Regions from separate parts of the Homo sapiens genome. Here region 1 is linked to region 2. Evidence: read pairs that join two places in POLR2A ChIA-PET (ENCODE). Cell type or tissue: MCF 10A. All regions are shown on one strand. Links, peaks and the distances in the headings refer to the core of each region. The heading gives the core; the rest is flanking DNA. Region 1 overlaps TGM2 (transglutaminase 2). Region 2 has its middle 31 kb from the start of TGM2.

What was found. Peaks named below come from ENCODE experiments on the same cell type or tissue, not always from the same donor. Only the 100,000 strongest peaks of a DNase experiment are listed, where the experiment ranks them.
Region 1: POLR2A ChIA-PET joins it to region 2 with 20 read pairs; 3 of 35 experiments call an interaction of 5 or more read pairs at or near these places.

The regions. Positions count from the first base shown.
Region 1 is chr20:38,140,148-38,148,147 of GRCh38, reverse strand. TGM2 (transglutaminase 2) reads left to right here. Exons shown (of 13, transcript NM_004613.4): 5 at 59-187; 6 at 1,254-1,431; 7 at 5,949-6,084; 8 at 6,763-6,866. Among named protein-coding and RNA genes, the nearest start is that of TGM2, 21 kb to the left of the region's middle. RefSeq lists enhancers at 4,575-5,243, 5,244-5,913. In MCF 10A, for the core only: no CTCF peak of the experiment used is centred there; DNase peaks (open chromatin) are centred at 3,777, 4,197, 4,647, 7,977 and 2 weaker places.
Region 2 is chr20:38,190,329-38,202,468 of GRCh38, reverse strand. No RefSeq gene overlaps it. Among named protein-coding and RNA genes, the nearest start is that of TGM2, 31 kb to the right of the region's middle. In MCF 10A, for the core only: no CTCF peak of the experiment used is centred there; a DNase peak (open chromatin) is centred at 5,618.

The sequences.
Region 1 (8,000 bases), core at 1-8,000, 52 kb after region 2:
TTCCTGGAGGAGGTGCCTTCCCAGCTCCCTCTTTCTCCTCTTGTTTCCTCTGACACAGTTTGAAGATGGGATCCTAGACATCTGCCTGATCCTTCTAGATGTCAACCCCAAGTTCCTGAAGAACGCCGGCCGTGACTGCTCCCGCCGCAGCAGCCCCGTCTACGTGGGCCGGGTGGTGAGTGGCATGGTGAGTGAGTGGCATGGCCCATCCAGGGGCGGGGCCTACAGGGGGCTCCCGCAGGCCTCTCCCTCGCAGTGGAGACACAGGCTAGGCGCGGTGGGGGACCCGGGAGATGGGTAAGTCTTGGGGAAAAGACCTTATATTGGAAAGATAAGATTTGCACAGATGAGGGTGATGCTATGGGGTCCCCCAGAGCAATTAATTTATTCATTTCTTCAGTAAATATTTATCAAGTACCACTTATGTCCTAAGCACTGGGGAGACAGCTGTGTGCAAGTCCTGTGTGATCTCTAGCTTTATGGAGACTGTGTTATAGAGGGGAGGGGAGGGGAGGGGAGACAGACACTAACCAAACTACCATATGAACGAGCAGGCAGTTCACATGGTTCATAAATGATGGTGCACGCTCTGAAGGAACCCGAGGTGTGAGAGCGTTGGACTGCAGGGCCAGGCTCAGGGAGGGGCTGAGGGGCTCCCTAAGGTGGTACCCAGGAGAAGGGCATTCCAGGCAGAGGGCACAGCTGTGCAAAGGCCCTGAGAAGGGAGCGACTTTGGCAGGTTTGAGGAAGGAAGAGAGGCCAGTGTGCCTGGAGTGGAGTGAGCAGGGCCCGTGGGTGCAGAGGAAGCTGCAGAGGTGGGCAGGGGTGAGACCAGAAGGGCCTCTTGGATCATGGTCAGGAGGCTGATTTTATTCTCGAGGTAATGGGAGTTTAGGGGGAACGACACAATCTGGGGTGGGGGGCCCAAGCGGGTCTTTGTAAAACTTAGATCACACCATGTCACTCCCGAGCAATCCTGTGTTCATAGGACAGAGTCACATCCCCAGTATCGCGTTCAAGTCCTTGACCCTGCCCCACCTCCTTCTTCCCCATCTCCCTCCTGTCCCCCGGCTCCAGCCCCCACCATCTGCCGCACACCAGTCTGTCACACGATGGCCCCTTTGCACCTGCTCTTTCCTCACCCTGGAGCTCCCCTCCCCAGCTTTCACCCCCTGCTGTACTCAGGCTCACCCAGGCGGCACAGCCGACACCCCATCCCAGGCTCAGTCCCCGTGCTGCCCCACTGGTTGCAGGTCAACTGCAACGATGACCAGGGTGTGCTGCTGGGACGCTGGGACAACAACTACGGGGACGGCGTCAGCCCCATGTCCTGGATCGGCAGCGTGGACATCCTGCGGCGCTGGAAGAACCACGGCTGCCAGCGCGTCAAGTATGGCCAGTGCTGGGTCTTCGCCGCCGTGGCCTGCACAGGTGAGCTGCACGCTGGGATGTGGGTCATGAGCCCTGGGAGGGGGCACGAAGAGCACTGGAGTAGGAATCAGGACATCCCTGCCCTGGTCCTGCCCCCTGCCACCAACACTCTCAATGCGCTATGTGGCCTAGAGCCTGTGACCACCCTCTCCGGTCCTTTATCCAATAGCCATCCCTCCAGTGGTTGTTAGGATCAAGGGCTATCATTGGAGAGACTGCATGGGCTCAGGGCTGAGAACTTGGGCACTGGAGCCCACGTTCTCAAAAACTCAGGATTTTTAACTTGAGTTAAAAACCCCCTCCCTCCCACCACTTGCTCTGTGACCTTGAGCAAATGACTTCTTTCTGAACCTCAGTTTCCTCGTCTGGAAAATGGGGACAACATCAAGACCTTCCTCCTAGAGTGGGTGTGACATGAAGCTACTCAGCACAGAACCTAGCCCAGTGTCACTCTCGGCAAATATTAGCCAGTAATAACTGGATCCTAACAGTAATATCAGTGTCAAGAAAGAAAGCATGTTCTAAAATGTAGAGGGGGAATATCGAGCAATTTAAAACCAAAAAAGTAAAATAAATCTAAAACAAAAATCTTCAAAATTTAAGGCCAGAAAATGTCGATGATTGTTGCCAGGCTGATGATGGTGCTTATGAGAATGGGTTAGCATCACATGCTGGCTAAGAACGTAGACTCAAGACATGAGGATTGCTTGAGGCCGGGAGTTTGAGACCAGCCTGGGCAATATAGTGAGACCTTGTCTCTACAAAAAAATAAAATAAAATAAAAATTAGCAGGCATGGTTGTGTGTCTGGAGTCTTGGCTACTCAGAAGGCTGAGGCAGGAAGATCGCTTGACCCCTGGAGGTTGGCTGCAATGAGCTATGATTGCACCATTGCACTCCAGCCTGGGCAACGGAGCAAGATCCTCTCTCAAAAAAAAAAAAAAAAAAAAAAAAAGAGAGAGAGCACAAATTCTGAAGTCAAGGCCTGGGTTCAAATCCTAGCTCTGCTTCTTACCAGCTGTGTGTCCTTAGGTAAATCACTTAACTCCTCTGAACCACAGTTCCATTGTATGTAAAATGGGCACAACGGTAGTACCTTTATACTGGGATGGTTGTGAGGATTAAATGAGTTAATATGTGTGAGGTAGCTGAGCGTGGTGGTGGTGCACCTGTAGTCTTAGCTGTTTGGGAGGCTGAGGCAGGGGGATCACTTGAGCCCAGGAGGTCGAGGCTGCGGTGAGTCATGATTGCACCACTGTACTCCAGCCTGGGTGACAGAGCGAGACCTCATCTCTAAATAAATAAATGAATGTGGGAAGTGCTTAAAATGATTTTGGGTGCATAATAGAAAATACTTATGTGATGATACTATTTATTGTCACGACTATTATTATTACCAGGCTCAATCTAAAAGGCTGGTCTGGGGCTTCCAGCTTTTCTGATTCCAAAACCAGTGCTAAGGCCCAGGAAAGGGTGCCTGGCAGGGCCCCCAGCACATCCTCCACACCAGCAGGCTGGGTCAGGGCAGCCTAACCTAGGTTCTCAGCTCGGCTGTCCTTGCCTTCTGACTCCTGCCTCTCTGCCTGGGACTGCCTGTTCCCCGTGACCTCTGAATTCCTTTTTCTTGTGGAAACTCCTTCATGCCAGACACTTCCCTCTGAGAGCCCTAAAACACCTCTTTTCAAAGAAGCCCATGGGTTTTCCTGGAAAAACCCCGAAATCCAAGACCTGGATCCCCAGGCTCACCGGCAGAAACCCTGGTCATCCTGGTCACCCTGGGCTGTGGCCGCCTGAAGATTGAGCAGCAGATCCTGCCCCTCAGCTGCCCACTGCAGGGCTGTGTTCTGGTCCCCGCAGCCTCTTCCCAGGCTGTGTAGGATGGAGCCAGGGAAAACTTGGCCAAGAAAAGGGCTGTCTGACCACTGTGGCCGTGGAGTTCACGTGGGGAGCCAATGGTGAATTGGCCCATGAACTCTGGAGCTGGACTGCCTGGGTTTGAATCCAGCTCTGCCACTAACCCCTGGGTGGACTTGGGCAAGAGAATTGATGCCTCCAAGCCTCAATTTCCTCATCTATAAAATGGAGACAATGGTGACTGATCTCATTCATAGGAAGCTCTTAATACCAGGGAGAGATCACTTAGCACAGTCTCTGGCTCCGGTTAGGCTTGGGTTTGGGGATTTCCAGGGGAGCCTGGCATTCCAGCTTTCTTAGCCGGATCCCTCACTGTACTTCCTCAATGTCCATGAATCAGCCAGCACTGATGGACGACGTTTGCCGTAACGGGCACCATGACACACTGTGCTGTTCCCGAGCACCCCCTCAATGCTTGCTCTGGGAATGGGCAGACAAGGCTGTGCCCACACCCGCGGCCTCTCTCTGAATCACCACAAATCCCCACAAGCTGCTATTATTAGCTTGTCTTACTGAGGAGGAAATGGAGGCTCAGAGAGGGGAGTGGCTTGCCCAAGGTCATACAGCTGGTGAGCAGCAGGGTCAGTCTCTGATCCAGGTGTGCACGGTGCTGGGGCAGCCTCCTGTTAGACTGATGAGGAGGCCTCCCGGGACACCACCCCTGGGGCAAGAGTGGCACTTGGCTCCCTGGAAAGCAGAGACAGACCTCCCCCGTCCTCCGGTCTGTCCTCAGGCCCACTGCATGGTGGGATAAGACCTGTGGTTAGGACACCAGCCTTCACTGAGGGCAGCCTTAGGGCTGAGCCCTGCCCAGGCCTCAGGGGGACAGAAACCAGGCAAGAGGGGGAGGTCATAGCTGTTCCTTCCTCCTTCCTCGAAGCTCCTACAAATCTCCTGGCAGGAATCCAGGGCCAACCAGTAAGCTCTTACCCTGGCCTATCGATGGTGGCCCCAGGGCAAAGGTCGCATCCCTTCTCCCCCACTCCCAAACTCAACTTCAATCAAAACTAAAAGTAAAACAAAAGTCCCACAGATTACCTTATTACGCCTAATCTTGTTTCTCTTCATTTTTTAGATATTTTTTTCTGGGAATCTGTTACTTTTACAATACACATAAAAAGCACATTTTTAAAATGAGAGAGTAAAAGCACCCATAATTCCGTCTGCCAGGAGCACCCAGTGGGCCGTGTGGGTGAGATCCACACCGGGATTTTCCTCCCTCCCCTGTGCTCCTCGCCTCTCTGAGCTGAGCTCAGCTTGCAGATGCCAGTCAATGTCCTGTTGCTGTTTAACCTGTCATTGCAACATCAGCCCCTTTCCCAGCAAACAGGGCGTTGGCAGGTATGCAGGGCCCTCCCTCCGGACAAGTCTGAGGACCCTGATCTGTGCTGCGACCTATTTATAGGGCCACGTGCATCCGTGTTCTTGTACATTGGGAATGATGATGAGTCCTCAGTGGCATCACTAATGCACAAAGAGATGGAACCAAGGCCCAGAGACATGAAGGGACTGGTCCCAGGTCACACAGCTGAAAGCAGCTGGGTCTCCCGACCTCTGTGCCCTCCTCTGCCTGTTCTGCTGTTTGAGTCTTTAAGTCCCTATCTTGGGGAGAGTCAGTCATTCAATCACTCCTTCCCTCCCTCCCTCTTTCCTCTCCTCTCTCCTTCCTCCACTCCTTCATCCCATTTGACAAAATAGTCAATGACAGGCCTGTGCTGGGCTCCAGGATCTAACATAAGACAGATCCCTCACTGGCCTTGGAGGACTAATTAAAGAATCCCTCACATGCCTGTACACTGGAAGGATGAAGGATCTCCAGCCGTGCTATGAATGCAAATGATGGGGCAACCTGAACCTGGCAGGCAGCCTTCCAGGCAGAGGGAATTGCAGACACCGATGCCTTGAAGCTGGCAGAGGCAGAGCATGCTGGAGGCCAGTGTGGAGGAGCACAGCGTGCGAGGAGGGGTTCAGGGGCCAGACCCTGCAGGGCCAAGGGCCATGGCCAGGGCACTGGCCTTGACCTCAAGGGCCATGGGGAACCAAGGACAATTGATCACAGGAGTGGTGACATCAGATTTGTACTTTATTTCATTTTGAGATGGAGTCTCACTCTGTCGCCCAGGCTGGAGTGCAGTGGTGCAATCTTGGCTCACCACAACCTCCGCCTCCCAGGTTCAAGCAATTCTCCTGCCTCAGCCTCCTCCTGAGTAGCTGGGATTACAGGCGTGCACCACCATGCCTGGCTAATTTTTGTATTTTTAGTAGAGACGGGGTTTCACCATATTGGCCAGGCTGGTCTCAAACTCTTGACCTCAGGCCCCCCTCGGCCTCTCAAAGTGCTGGGATTATAGGCGTGAGCCACCACGCCTGGCCGGGGTTTGTATTTTAGAGTCTCCTTCTGGCAACTGTGATGTGAGGGGCATAGAATGGACATGGGGTGACCAGAGAGGTGGGCGCCATTGTCCCGGCAGGAAGGGCTGGCTCATGTTCTCAGCACTTGGACAGCAGGTACAGTGTTCCCTGGAATGCAGATGGGCAGGTGGAGGCCCAGAGCAGGGCGGATGTCTCCAGGACCTCACCCCGCTTTCCACTCCTCTCCAACAGTGCTGAGGTGCCTGGGCATCCCTACCCGCGTCGTGACCAACTACAACTCGGCCCATGACCAGAACAGCAACCTTCTCATCGAGTACTTCCGCAATGAGTTTGGGGAGATCCAGGGTGACAAGAGCGAGATGATCTGGTGAGGTGGGGGCCAGGGTGGGATCGGAGCCCAGTAGGGAGGGCCCCATGGAGAGGAAACCTTGGAGGGCTTCTTGGAGGAGGTCACATTTGAATTGGGCCTTAAAAGTTCAGCAGTATTTGAGCAGGCTTGGGGAAGGCCTAGAGGGAAAGTCAACCACATACATGATGGGGCCTCAGGAAGAATCATGCTGCAAATGTTGTCGGGAGTCTGGAATGCCACATTAGGGGGCCCAGGCTTGATTCCAAAAGCAATAGGTTGTCACTCAAGGATTCAGAGTGGGAGAGGGCGGGGCTGACAACTGCCAGGAGGGCTAGAGGGGAAGAGATGGGCGGGGGGCTGGGGCGTGGTCCAGGTGGGGAGTGATAAGCCCTGAACGGACAGAAAAGAAGGGATGGAGCCAAGAAATTAGGAGGTCAAAGGGGCCACTGAGAGGGGCAAGGAGGGGAGAGGAGTTGAGAAGGGCTCTGAGGTGTAGGAGTGGGCGCCTTGGCTAGAGAGGGTGCTGTGAGATGGGCCCCCGTGGGGGGAAGAACAAGGCAGTGGGGAGACACCCTGGGCTCAGTTTGGGACGAGGCGAGCTTGCATCTGGGGACATGAATGCATGGTCTGCCCGTGGGAGGTGGCGATGAATGTTGCTCATGTTCTGCTTCATTCCCGCCCCCCTATCCCCCTCAGGAACTTCCACTGCTGGGTGGAGTCGTGGATGACCAGGCCGGACCTGCAGCCGGGGTACGAGGGCTGGCAGGCCCTGGACCCAACGCCCCAGGAGAAGAGCGAAGGTGCGTGGGCGGGCACTGTCGCGTCAAACAGATGGGGAAGACGAGGCTTGGAGAGTTAAAGTGACTCAGCTGGAGGGCGGCAGAACTAGGAGCTCACCCGGAGACCACTGATGGGTCCACAGAAGGGTGGGGGACCTCACTTACATCTTAATAACACACTTCTTGATAAATCTCAAAAATAATTCACGTGCATTGCGGAAAGCAGGAAATACAGAGAAGCTCAAAGAAAAAAATCAAATAGCATCTTTGTCTCCTCCCTCTAAAATAAGCAGCATTAACATTCACACGAGCTTCCACTGATTTCAAATCGTGTATTTGTATGCGGGTGTATATGTGTGTGTTTATATATGTATGTATATAAACACACATATATATATGTAGTACCTGTGTGTTTGAAAGAGAGAGTACACTAAGGCACAATTTTGTGATGCATATGGACACTTTCTAGGAATATTTTTAAATGTATAAAATATAATACATAGCGTTACAAAGAAAACCAATTACATTAAAATACAGTTGTCACAAGTTTTAAAAAATGAATTTATGATATAATAACATATGCTTCTTTATAGAACAAGATCTAGCGGTAGAGTCAGTAAGTTCCATAATATAGTTGTAGAGATAATTTATGAGCATAAATTAATTTCCTGCCATCTGGGACAGCTGTAAGGTTGTAATGACCACGCCTGTGGTTCTTATGAGTGACAAGTCCTAAGTGCTCCTCAGGCTGCTATGGTCATTTCCTGCTTTTGCAATTGAAGAAAGTGCTATGGTGAAAACAAAGATACCCTTTTTTCCCCATCATAGGGTTCATAGACCCCTGAATTCTGTTGGTAGTGCCTTGGGGGGATCCGTGGGCCCTGGTTTAAGACCTCCAGCGGCATGGAACATTTTTTCCCAGCTCTGTCCACTTCTGGATAAAGCATTGGCATTTCTCCAGCAGATAGTTTTCTGTGATTTGAATTTTTATTTAATGTGACCGTGGTCCATCACATGGATGTGCTAGACTGTATCTATCCAGCCTCTAGTCCTCAGCATTGGAAGTCTGCGGACAGTGTGGGGCGGTTATCAACCACACTTACGTAAACATCAGGCACCCGTATTCACTTGGAGAACACACACGCCCTGGGGCTG
Region 2 (12,140 bases), core at 2,154-10,153:
TATACTGAGAAAAGGGAGCACGATAAGCTCTTTAGAAACAGGTGTTTCTTAGGACCTTAATCTTGACATGATTATGACCCTGCCCAGGGGCCACCTCCAGGAAGCCCACCCTGATGCCCCTACCCAAGCCTCTCCTACATCTCCGAACCCCACAACCCTCGGTGTGTCCTTCATGCCCAGCACTCAGTCCCTTAGCCTGGACTTCATTCCCCGCAACACTGTGAGTAACCCCAGGGCAAGGCCATATCTGAAAGTGTGAGGTCTGCCTTTTTCAGCATAGTTAATAATCACATTAATACAAAGTAATAACGACCTCTTATTTACTGAGCATATATGCTGTGCCAGCATTGTGGGTCATTTACCCTGAGTTATCTCTTTTTGTTCCCGCAACAGTTCTACGGGGGTCAATTGGTTCTATAGATCAGGAAACTCAGGGTCAGAGGGAATAGGTAACGGGTCTGAGCTCATACAGCCCTTACATGGTAGGACCAAGATGCAAACTCAGCAGTCTCATTTCAAAGTATGTCCTACACGTAGACTTGAATTCCCCTAGGAGTGCCCCCTGACTTGAGGAATTCTCAAAAATATACCTGCCCCGGAACACTTTGGCCCTAACCTGTGGCTGATGCCTGAGTGACTGACATTGGTGCGTCTAGTACTTGGAGTTAGGCAATGACTATTGCAGTTGTCAATAGAGAGACCAGACATCCCTACTTGTCTTGGCCAGTCCTGGTTAATGCTAACAATCACCACATCATTATTAATAGCTCTCCAAATTGTTCTGGTTTGGCCAATAAATGACATGGTCACCCCACCCATCTGGTGTGTTTCATTAAGAACAATGTCTCCCCAGGCATGGGTGGAGGGTAAGGGTAGATCTGGTGTCCTCCACACCCCTGAGCAACAAGACTGGAGCTAGGAAGTCCCAGGCCAGGGCAGCCTCAGGGCCGATGGGATGTGGGGATGAGTCATGGCGACTGTCTGATCTGCTGAGATCTGCAGGGAGGAAGCCGCTCACTCGTGCCTGCTCCTCCATGGTTCCCACGCATCCAGCTCACCCTGGGGAAGGAGCTAGGGTCTAACTGCAGCTTCTGCTCCTCGCCTCAACCCCTCTGGAAAGGGTGGCCTGGTTTCCTCTCTGGGCTTCGATTTGCCTATCTGTTAAAATGGGGACAATTGACCAGGCACAGTGGCTCATGCCTGTAATCTCAGCACTTTGGGAGGCCAAGGCGGGTGAATCACTTGAGGCCAGGAGTTCGAGACCAGCCTGGCCAACATGGTGAAACCTCGCCTCTACTAAAAATACAAAAAAGTAGCCAGGCGTGGTGGCGCACGCCTGTAATCCCAGCTACCCTGGAGGTTGATGCACAGGTGGAGGTTGCAGTGAGCCAAGATCACACCACTGCATTCCAGCCTGGGCAAACAGAGGGAGACTCTGTTTCCCCACCCCCCCCCCCCAAAAAAAATGGGGACAATTATCCTGGCTGCAGCTGCTAGGATAGCTGGGGTTGGGAAGTCTGTGGGGCCCACCTGCTTCCACACTTGCCAGGAACTCCTGACAACATAGCCGGATTCAGCCAGGGGCCCTGGGAGTTCTGGTTGCCAGTGGCCTGGGTCAGGAAGCTTCCAAGCACTTGAACAGGGCTGGGGGTATGCTAGCATGCCAGCACTTTCAGGGAGGGCCGCTTCCCACCCACAAAACGTGCCCCTGAGTGCAAGTGCCAGGCTTGGGGTCTTGTCCCAGCTCCACCATTCATTCTCTAAGTCACATATCCTCCTCTGGAAATGGGGGTGACAGAGGAGTCCTACCCTCTAGCACTGTTGGGGGGTTCTGTGAGGTGAAGCACTGGCATGTGAGTGCCATGAGTGGGAGGTGGCATGATTATTAATATTAGACCCTTTTTGTTTTGTTTTGTTTTGCTTTGTTTTGTTTTGTTTGAGACAGAGTCTCACTCTGTTGTCCAGGCTGGAGTGCAATGGCGCTATCTCGGCTCACTGCAACCTCCGCCTCCTGGGTTCAAGTAATTCTCCTGCCTCAGCCTCCCAAGTAGCTGGGATTATAGGAATGTGCCACCACACCTGGCTAATTTTCTTTTTTTTCAGTAGAGACTGTGTTTCACCATGTTGGCCAGGCTGGTCTCGAACTGCTGACCTCAGGTGATCCACCCGCCTTAGCCTCCCAAAGTGCTAGGATTACAGGCATGAGCCACTGTGTCCGGCCTAGACCCATGTACATACAAGGGATTCTGAAGCCCCAGAGGCCTCTGCTGGACTGCCTCAGTGGAAGAGGCAGGGCCCTGGGTTCTAGTCTCAGCTCAGCCTCTGGCTTATTGTGAGACCCCAGCGAGTCCCTCCCTGTCTGGAGTCCAGGGCTCCTCCTCCAACTCACTCTCATTGCTGGGGAGAGGATCAGATGGTGGAGGAGGTGGAATTCAGGAATGAGCCAGGTCAGGGAGCCATTGTTAATTTGATTGGGGGCTGCTCAGGCTTTCAGATCTCCCCGCAGAGCCTCGGCAACTCTGACCTCAGTGATTCCTTCCACTCTGCAATCATCTGCGGCAGCCGCGTGACCCTGGTGCACCCCAGCCTCTGGCGGGGACCCCATTCCACCCAGCTGCTCTGTGAAGGCCTCTGCTCTGGGGGTCCATGCCAGGACCCCAGCTCCACCCTCCAGCCCACCACACATAATCACATCCTGTGGCTTGGGAGGCATTTCCCAGCTAGTTTTGTCTCAACATTTCTCCATCTGCTTGGCCAACTCTACTGTAAATGCTGGGGTCACCAGGGCTGACGTGTGGGTGGGAGCTGTTTGCTTATGTTTCCTTCATTTTTTTTTTTTTTGAGACAAAGTCTCACTGTGTTGCTCAGGCTGGAGTGTAGTGGCACAGTCTTGGCTTACTGCAACCTCCGCCTCCCAAGTTCAAGCAATTCTCCTGCCTCAGCCTCCCGAATAGCTGGGATTACGGGCACCTGCCACCATGCCTGGCTAATCTTTTTATTTTTAGTAGAGAGGGGGTTTCACCATGTTGGCCAGGCTGGTCTCGAACTCCTGACCTCGTGATCCGCCCACCTTGGCCTCCCAAAGTGCTGGGATTACAGGCATGAACCACCGTGCACCCGGCCCTCCTTCATTGTTTGTAAGAAAAAAGGCTTAACTCTGACTGAGAATACAGTCCTACTGCAGCAATGGCTCAGGGTTACTTTGGAAGGAGACCCAGGATTAAGCATGGGCTGGTTTTGACCAGAAAAGGCTTGGATGGGTCTGGAGGGAGGGGTCTGAACAGCTTGGGCTCCCAGTAACAGGGCTGATGCTGCCTTGAATCAGTGAAGCAAGGTTCTAGGCCCAGACTCCACATGGGGGCCTCTCACCATGAGCATGGGGTAGATTGTATTGGCCATAGTTGGCCACAACATCACCCATCCCATATGGTTTTCTTACGCTGTGACCTTGACTCTCCTTCTATTGAGCAGTGGGGGTCTATGTTCCTTCCCCTTTGTGACTGTCTTGACAATAGAGTGTGATGGAAGTGACAACATGTGGCTTCCATAGCTAGGTCATAAAAATGCATTTCCACCTAACTCTCTTGGAGCCCAGCCACCATGCTGTGGGGAAGCCCAAACAGTCTATGCAGAGAGACCCCTCAGAGGGGCCACGTAGAGGTGCTCTGGCAACAGCCCAGCTGAACTCCCAGCTGACAGCCAGTGTCAATCCTCAGACCTGCAAGTGCAGATGCTTCCAGATGATTCCACCCTCCAGCCATTGAGTCACCCTTCAAGTGTTCCCAGCTGACATCACGTATCAGGACAAACTGTCTCTCCTTATGCTATGCCTGCTATCCTGACCCACAGGACCCTGCGAGTTTTACACCACGAAGTTGTGATGCAGTGATAGTAGCCAAACAGTGTCTTGCCAGGGTCTGCCCCACCCAAAGTTCAGGGCAGCTTCTGTCTTCCTATGGGCGGCTTCACCCCCCTCTCATCACTGGACCTCACCCAGAACATTCCTTCATTGTCCAGGTGAAGAAACAGGATCAGAGGGATGAGGGACTTGCCTAGAGTCCCACGGCCTTCCGTGGTTAACTGCTTTGCACAGGGGAAGCTCTGATTCAGTCAGATCCCTTAGAGCAATCAGCAAACTGCAGCCTGTAGATTGGCCTCGGGACCTGTTTTTGTAAATAAAGTTTTACTGCAACACAGCCATGCCTATTCATTGATAGATTATCTGTGGCTGCTTTTGAACTACAAAGACACAGTTGGTTCTGGCCCACAAAGCCTATTATCTGTCCCTTTACAGAAAAGGTTTGCAGATAATTCCTGCCTTAAAGATGTAAGGAAGCGGCAGTCCTTTCTAAAGGCTCAAACCTCTCCAAGAGACAAGTTGAAAATTTTTTTAGCAAAGAGCTCTAAGGAGGTCTGGGTTCTAATCTCTGCGCCCTCTCCAAGCCTCAGTTTTCTCCTCTATGAAACAGGGCAGTAACTGTTGCTGCTAATTGAGAGTAAATTAGGGTAAAGCCTCCCCTGTGTGCCAAGTGCCAGCATGCAGCAGGCCCTCTTGTGAGCCCCTGCCCACCCCCTTTCCTTCCACCCAGAGAAGTTTCTGGCATTCAGGGAGGGCAAGAATGGAGCTGGAGCCCCCAGGGAAATTAGCTCATCCGCCTTGGTGGCTTCACCTCATTTAGGATGTTAATTAAATAGATTTGCATAATGTGCTCACTGAGGTGTTATTTTACTTGCACATTTAAATCATTTAATCATCTGTGTTTTCCCCTCTCTTAATCATGATGATGCCAAGATGGGGAGGGGGTGGTGGAAGAAAGAAAGGAAGCTATGTGTCTCCAGGTCTCTCTGTGTCTCCTTTCTCTCTGTCTCTGTCTCTCTGTCCGTCTCTCTTCCTCTCTCTCTCTCACACACACACGCACATATGCAAACACATTGACAAAATGCACTCAGGTTTGTAACCCCAGTGTCCAATGCATCCTCCATCTCCATCACTGGACTCCAGCCACACCGGCCTTCTTGCCATTCCTTACACATCAAGTGCATTCCTGCCCCAGGATCTTTGCACTTACTCTTCCCTTGGCTTTGTATACCCTTGGTGTACTCATTCCCCAGATATCCACATAGTTTCCTCTCTCACTTCCTTTAGGTCTTTACTCAAACGTTACCTCTTGAAAGAGGACTTCCTTGACCTCACTGTCTTATTTAGCAGTTCTGTCCCTCTGTATTTTCCTGCAAAGTACTTATCACCGGCCAATATTATGTATACACATGTTTGTTTATTTGTCTGTTGTTGGACTCCCTCAGCAGAATGTAAGCTCCACAAGGGCAGGCCTTTAATTTTTGGGTTTTGTTCTTTTGCTTGTTTTTTGTTTACTGCTGTCTCCCCTAGTGTTTAGAACATTGCCTGGCACATAGCAGGTACTCAGTAAATATTTGTTGAATGAATGAACACGCATGGAAGGTTTGCAGGCCCCCAAAGGATAAGCTGTGATACTGTGAGGTTACAGGCTGCCCAGGGATGCACACCAAGCCGCTGCCAGCTCTGAGTCTAGCAGCCAGTCTTGCTATCACGCAGGCTGGGCTTTCTCCAGAAATGGAGCCATTTCTGCAATAGCTCTGAAAGCACTGACGCCACGTCAGCTTCCCCTGAGGGCTGACATTTCTCAAGCAGCCTTCTGGGGAACTGGGCAGTTGTTTTGCAACTCAGGCATCATACGTGGGGTACCCTAGGGGCCAGGCTGATAAGCCCCAGAGGTCACAGTCTGACCACAGAGGGCACAGGGAGGAAGGCTCTGGGGTCACAGGGCCAGAGGTCACTGAGAGTCCAACAGCTGCTGTGCCCACTTCTCAGTGGATATTTTGAGCCAAGGTCAGAGCTGGAAGCCCAAGCTGCTTCTGCGTGCTTGCATAGATGAGGAAACTGAGGCTCGGTGAAGGGATTCAGCTTGTCCAAGTCTCCTGAACAGGACTGGCCTCCCCCAGGAGCTCCTGGGGCTGAGAGACCCTCATCAGGGAAGCTCTGGGTGGCTGGCTGTTCCCACTGTCTGTGTTGTGTCTCTTCCCCCACTAGATCTCAGCTGAGACGTCACTTCCTCAGGGAAGCTCTCCTTGATGCCCTCAGTTTACATCAAGTTTTTCTGTTCTCAGAGAACCTCCCTCTTTCCTTTCAGAGCTCACATCTCTTTGCAGTGATGACCTGGTGTCTGTCTCCCAGCCAGCCTCTAAGCTCCATAAGGGGAAAGACCAAGCCAGGCTGTTCTGTTCACCGCCCTGCTCCTGAGCCTAGCTCATAGTGGGTGCATAGTAGGGTCTTGAGGACTATTTGTTGAATGAGTGAGCACAGCATGTGCAAAAGTGTGGAGGCGGAACAGTACGGAAGCATTTTGCAGACAGCGAGGTGACCACAGAAACTGGCCAGGTCCTGGGATGGTTGCTCAGCTCCTCTGTGCACCTGTAGATCCTAGGAATCCCTTTCTGATCTCCAGCACAGCAGCTCCTGATATGCACTTATCCCCAGCAGCCTGCACCTGTGTCTCTGTCGTGGGCTGCCCCAGCTGCCAGAAGTCCTTTTGCCTGGACATAGAGGGAGCTGGAAGTGCCCGAAAACTGATGCCTCCTCTCATTCCCTTGGGGGTACAGCCACTACCCAACGACTGCCAGGGCAGGGGCAATAGAGACTCCAGCTCTCTTCCGCCTCTGCCCTGCCTGAGGACTCACCTTGCTGGCATTCCTGTACTTGGCCTCCTTCCCTTCCCTATCTAGCATCCCGCCTGGCTCTGGTGTTTCCTGTACTTGGCCTCCTTCCCTTCGCTACCCAGCATCCCGCTTGGCTCTGGTGTTTCCTGGGGTCACTCCCTAATAAGCCACTTTCACACAAATCCTGTCTCAGAGCCTGCTTTGGGGTCCCACCTGCAACAGCCCGTCCCACTGAGGACCCCTTTCACACCTGGCTGAAGCTCGGATCAGATACCCCTGGATCCAATCCCAACTCTACTTCTGAGCAGCTGTAGGATCCTGGGTGAAACTTCATTGACCTCCCTGACCTCCACAGCAAACAGTGTGGCAAGAATTAGAACCAGTATTTGTGGGAAACCTGATCCAGGCCAGGCCCTTATCCAGGGATAAGTGGTCATCGTCATCATCATCATTTTCTAACTCTAAGCACCTAGAATTCCACCACCTGTTCAGCCTCAAATGGGAAACGTGGGTTCAGAAAAGCAAGCACCCTGGCCCTGAGCCGTGGACATGCCATGAACTTGGAGGTCTTATTCCAGGAAGTTCCAAAGAATCTGCCTGGTCTCCAGCTTCCCCGCCTCTGCTCCCTGTTCTTGGCCCAGCCCCCAGCATCTCCATAACCTCCTCCTGACCTTTGTCAGAGCAGAAACCTAAACATCAGGGCTTGGGGAAGCCCCAGAAGATCCACATGGGTTGGACTCACTTCGTCTTTCCCCAAGCCTCCTTCAGGGTGACTGGCTTCCCAGCAGTTCCTTAAAGAGGCTGCACTGTCTTGCCCCACCAGGCCTTGGCACCTGCTGTTCCCACTTGCCTACCTGGCTAACTCCTACATATCGTTTAAAAGATAGCTCCAACATCACCTCCTCCTAGATGCCTTCCCTGACCATGCTCTTTCCTAGGTTAGGTTTGGTGCCCTCTTTCGGGATCTATGTCTCCTGTTCTTGACCCAACAACATGGAGCTGGCTACATTTGTGCATATTGATAATTGCCTCTTGTCTTGTCTGTTTCCAGGAGAATTGAGACTGGTTTGTGAAAAGCTAAATCCCAATCACCCAGCATAGCACCTGGAATACATTATGTGGGCAAACAAATGTTTGATGAATGGATGGATTGATGGATGGATGGATGGAAGGATGGATGGATGGATGGATGGAAAGATGGATGGATGGCAACACCAAGCCACCTCCACATCTTCCATCTAAGTTTGTTCCTCCATGTGAGGGAGTGGTGAGTATGACTGCTCATTGTGGGTTTGACTGTTTGTGTTTTTATTTTTTGCTTTGTTTTGGTTTTCCCTTTTTCTAAGGAAATGGTTTTAGTCCTGAGGGCTCTGTCCTAACTCTCTTGTTACCAGGAAAGTGTGGACCCTGGCATCACAGGAGCATCTGTTTGACACACTCCTCTTTGGGGGTGTTCCAAGCATACCCTGCATTCTCCCAAGCCTCTCCTCTCCTCTTAGAGGCCCTGCAATGCGGTGGATGGCTAGACTTGAGAGTGACTCAGATCTGAGTTCTAGTCCCAGGCCCACCACTTTACCAGCAGACTAATCTTAGTAAGCCACTTCTCTGCTGTGTGCCTCAGTTTCCCCAGTTGTTAAATGGACAGCTTAGATGTCCTTACAGGCATTCTGGGGCTCCTCTCCCTGCTTCTTGCCTAGGCAGAAAATAAAGGGTCAAAATATGTGCTCAGGGAGAGAACAGGGGTCTCTTTTCAGAAGAAAAGGCTAGAGCTCAGGGCAGGGCTGGGGGCCTCAGGCTCTGGGGCCTGAATGTCCTGAAAGCCCAGCCTTGGCCCTGGAGGATGGCGGCTTTGCCACTGAGGCCTCCAGCGGGGCTGGGCAGGCTGAGCTGGCAGAGGGAGGAAGCTTGTTTTTCAGGGCCTGGCCTTCCCTGGGGGGTGTCTCCTGCTTGGCCTGCAGGGCTTGGCCCAGCCCCTGGCAGAGCCAAACTCAGCTATGGGTGGACGGTACTGAGAGTGAGCCTGTCCTAGCCCATGTCCCTCTCTGATACTGACCCAGACCCACTGTAGCCTTCCCTGCTTTTTAGCCTGGACATATCTTCCCTGGAGGCTACCCCCCGATGCCTGGCTCTCTTGGACCAGGGACAGGCAGGGGTGAGAGCTGAGGGGGCTGCCTGAAGCAGTGACCATAGAAATTGATCAGGGCAAGATTTCTGGCCACCAGAGCATGGGGGTTAAGAGCCTGATGGCCACTTTTTAAAATCCCAGCTCTGCCTTTTGACCTTTCTGGGACTTAGTTTACTTAGTAAAATGGACTAATGATAGTATCAGTGTTTTTTGTTTTTGCTTTTGTTTTGAGATGGCATCTCACTCTGTCACCCAGGCTGGAGCACAGTGGTGCGATCTCAGCTCACTGCAACCTCTGCCTACTGGGTTCAAGCTATTCTCCTGCCTCAGCCTCCCGAGTAGCTGGGACTACAGGTGTGCACCACCACGCCTGGCTAATTTTGGTATTTTTAGTAGAGACAGAGTTTCACCATGTTGGTCAGGATGGTCTCGAACACCTGACCTCGTGATTCACCCGTCTTGGCCTCCCAAAGTGTTAGGATTACAGGCGTGAGCCACTGCGCCCCACCTGTTTCAATGTCTTAAGGTTGCTAAGAGGGTTGGTAAGTGATTGATCACTCATAACAGTATTTGGCACAAAGTAAATGCTCTATAAACTTTATACTTGGGTCCATGGACCCACAGAGGCCAGAAATCTAGACTTTTCTCTGAAGGTTGAATTCATGGGGGGCTGCGTAAAACCAAGCAGCTGAGCAGGTGGCAGCAGTACAGAGAGAATGTCCAGGCAGGGAGGAGAGAGAAGGGAGGGAGGGTCCCTGGCAAAGTGGAACACGAGGTGGGGTCGAGGGAATGTTTCTTTGGCTAGGAAGTGGGCTGCTTTAAGTTCAGAGACCCTGGGAGTGTGTGTATGCAGTGAGGAGGCAGGGTGAGGGTGATCCCCTGAACTGACCTCAGGAGAGCCTGGTCCCAGCCCCAGTTCAGACCTGCGTTGCTGTGTGACATAGGAAAGCCACCACCCATTTCTAAGATTTGAGTTTCCTCTCCTTCTTGGAACAATCTGGTCTCCAGGAGTTGCTTCCTGAACAATCAGTGATTCTGGCCGAACCCAGAAGACCAGCTCAGGAGCCCGGCTGAGTCAGTGTCCAGAAGATGTGGTCCTGAACTCCGCTCTGATTGTCACTTCCCTTGTGCCCATTTTACAGATGAGCACGCAGGCTCAAAGACTGACTCACTAATAGTTCCCCACCTGTTCATGGCAGGGATGGGTTCAGAGCTCTCCTGCGTGCATAATAATCCACTTATAGGAAATAAACATATCTGTCTCTACAGTGCACAAAAACACCTGGGTAGATTTTTACACACCGGGGGGCATTTGTTTGGGATGATCTGATTTTTTCTTTTTTTTTTTTTTTAAGAGATGAGATCTTGTTCTGTTGCCCATGCTGGAGTGCAGTGGTGCAATCATAACTCACTGCAGCCTCAAACTCCTGGGCTAAAGAGACAGGATGATCTGATTTTAAATACAAGCTGCCTCAAGTATTCAGAATTTGCTTTTGGGGTTTCCAGGTCGACCCAGAGTGTCTTAGAGAAAAAGCAGCTACCCATTGAGTAGGGCTGGAACTGAGGCACCAGGGGAGACATGGGAGATGAGGCGAGTATATTAAGAAGCTGAGCAGACAGAGAAAACAGTGGCCAGGAGGTGGGTGCTCGAATGCTGACACTCATGTCTGACCAAGCTGCCATTTCTTAGAAAGCTGAGTCCATGCTGTTGAAGTCATGTGCTCCTCAGGAGGCAGCAGGGCTTATTTATTTAATGATGACATACCTGACATTTCCATTTGGATGTCTGAGGCAACTCAAACTTCACATGTCTCAAACTCAAACTTCTGCTTTCGCCCCACTAAACCAGCAACTCCTGCAACCTTCCCTTCCCGGGCAATGACAACTCCCTCCTACTGAGGTCAAAACCCTTGGAATCACCTTTGACACGCCTCTCACACGCACACTCAGTCTGTTAGTAAATTCTGTTGGCTCTACTTTCAAGATGTATCCAGAACGTGACCCTTTCTCACCAGCTCCCCTACCTCCACCATTGTCTCTGGCCTGGATTATTTCAATAGTCTCCTTACTGGTTCAGCAGCTCCAAGCTTCCCCGTAATGTGATCTGTTCCTCACACAGTATCCGGAACATCCTTTTAAAAATCTAAGGCACATTGCTTCTCTCCTCTGTTCAAACTCCTTCAGTGGCTCCCATTTCTCTCAGAGCAAAGGACAATGTGTTTGGAATGTTCTAGAAGGCCTAAACAGTCTAGTCCTCTTTGCTGGTTCCTTACAATACCTCTGGGAAGTAAGCAAGGGAGGAGGAATTGCTCCCACTTTACAGGTAGCAGAACTGAGGCCCAGAGGGTAGAGATTATGTTCTTAGGTCTGAAGCACAGAGCATGTGGGGGCTCTGTCCGTCACTCTGTCCCAGAAGCCTGAGTAGGCAGCTGCTGGTGCCTCTAATCAGATGGGTCTGCTCAACCCACCCTCTCTGCAGAGCACTGGCCCCCTGCCCATTCTCCAGAGTCAGACCAGATGCCAAAATAGGCTAATGGACACCGTGTGCTTGGCTGGGGCAGGCCCTCGGATTCCACCCCTTTTTAGGCTAGATCAGAGCAGTGCATGGTCCACTCTGAGCTGCTGAGTAGCCATCAGAGGAATTTAAATCCCCTAAGCCCTGGAGTGGGTCAGCCTCAGGCAGCTTACTTTGCCCCTGCTCTGACTCTGACTTGCTGAGTGAGCCTGGGCAAGTCACTTCTGTCTTCTGAGATACACTCTTTCCACCTGCATGGAGTTCTAACATTTAGGCACTGGAAGAACAAATTGATGGAAGCTGGGCTGTATCCCTATGATAACCAGAAGCCAGAAGATATCAACGATCAGCTTGCTATTGCCGTTGACAAAGGTCCACAGTGGAATGTCACGGGGCTCTGTCCCCAGCCCCATCCTGTTCAACATGTCTATAAATCATTTTAAGGTGGGAAGATGGCCCAGTACAGCACAGCTAGGAGGGGCAATAAGGCATTGGATATCAGAACCAGGATGTCCAAAGACCCTGACCAGCAGGACCGATGGGCTGAATATAAGAAAATAAAATATAATAAGAATGGCTGGGCACAGTGGCTTGTGCCTGTAATCCCAGCAATTTGGGAGGCTGAGGAGGGAGGATCACCACTTCTGGCCTTGTCTTAAGGCCAGAAGCTTAAGACAACCCTGGGCAACATAGAGACACCCTGTCTCTACAAAAAACACACCAAAAAATTTAGCTGGGCGTGTTGGCACGCACCCGTAGACCTAGCTACTCAGGAGGCTGAGGTGGGAGGATCGCTTGAGCCCC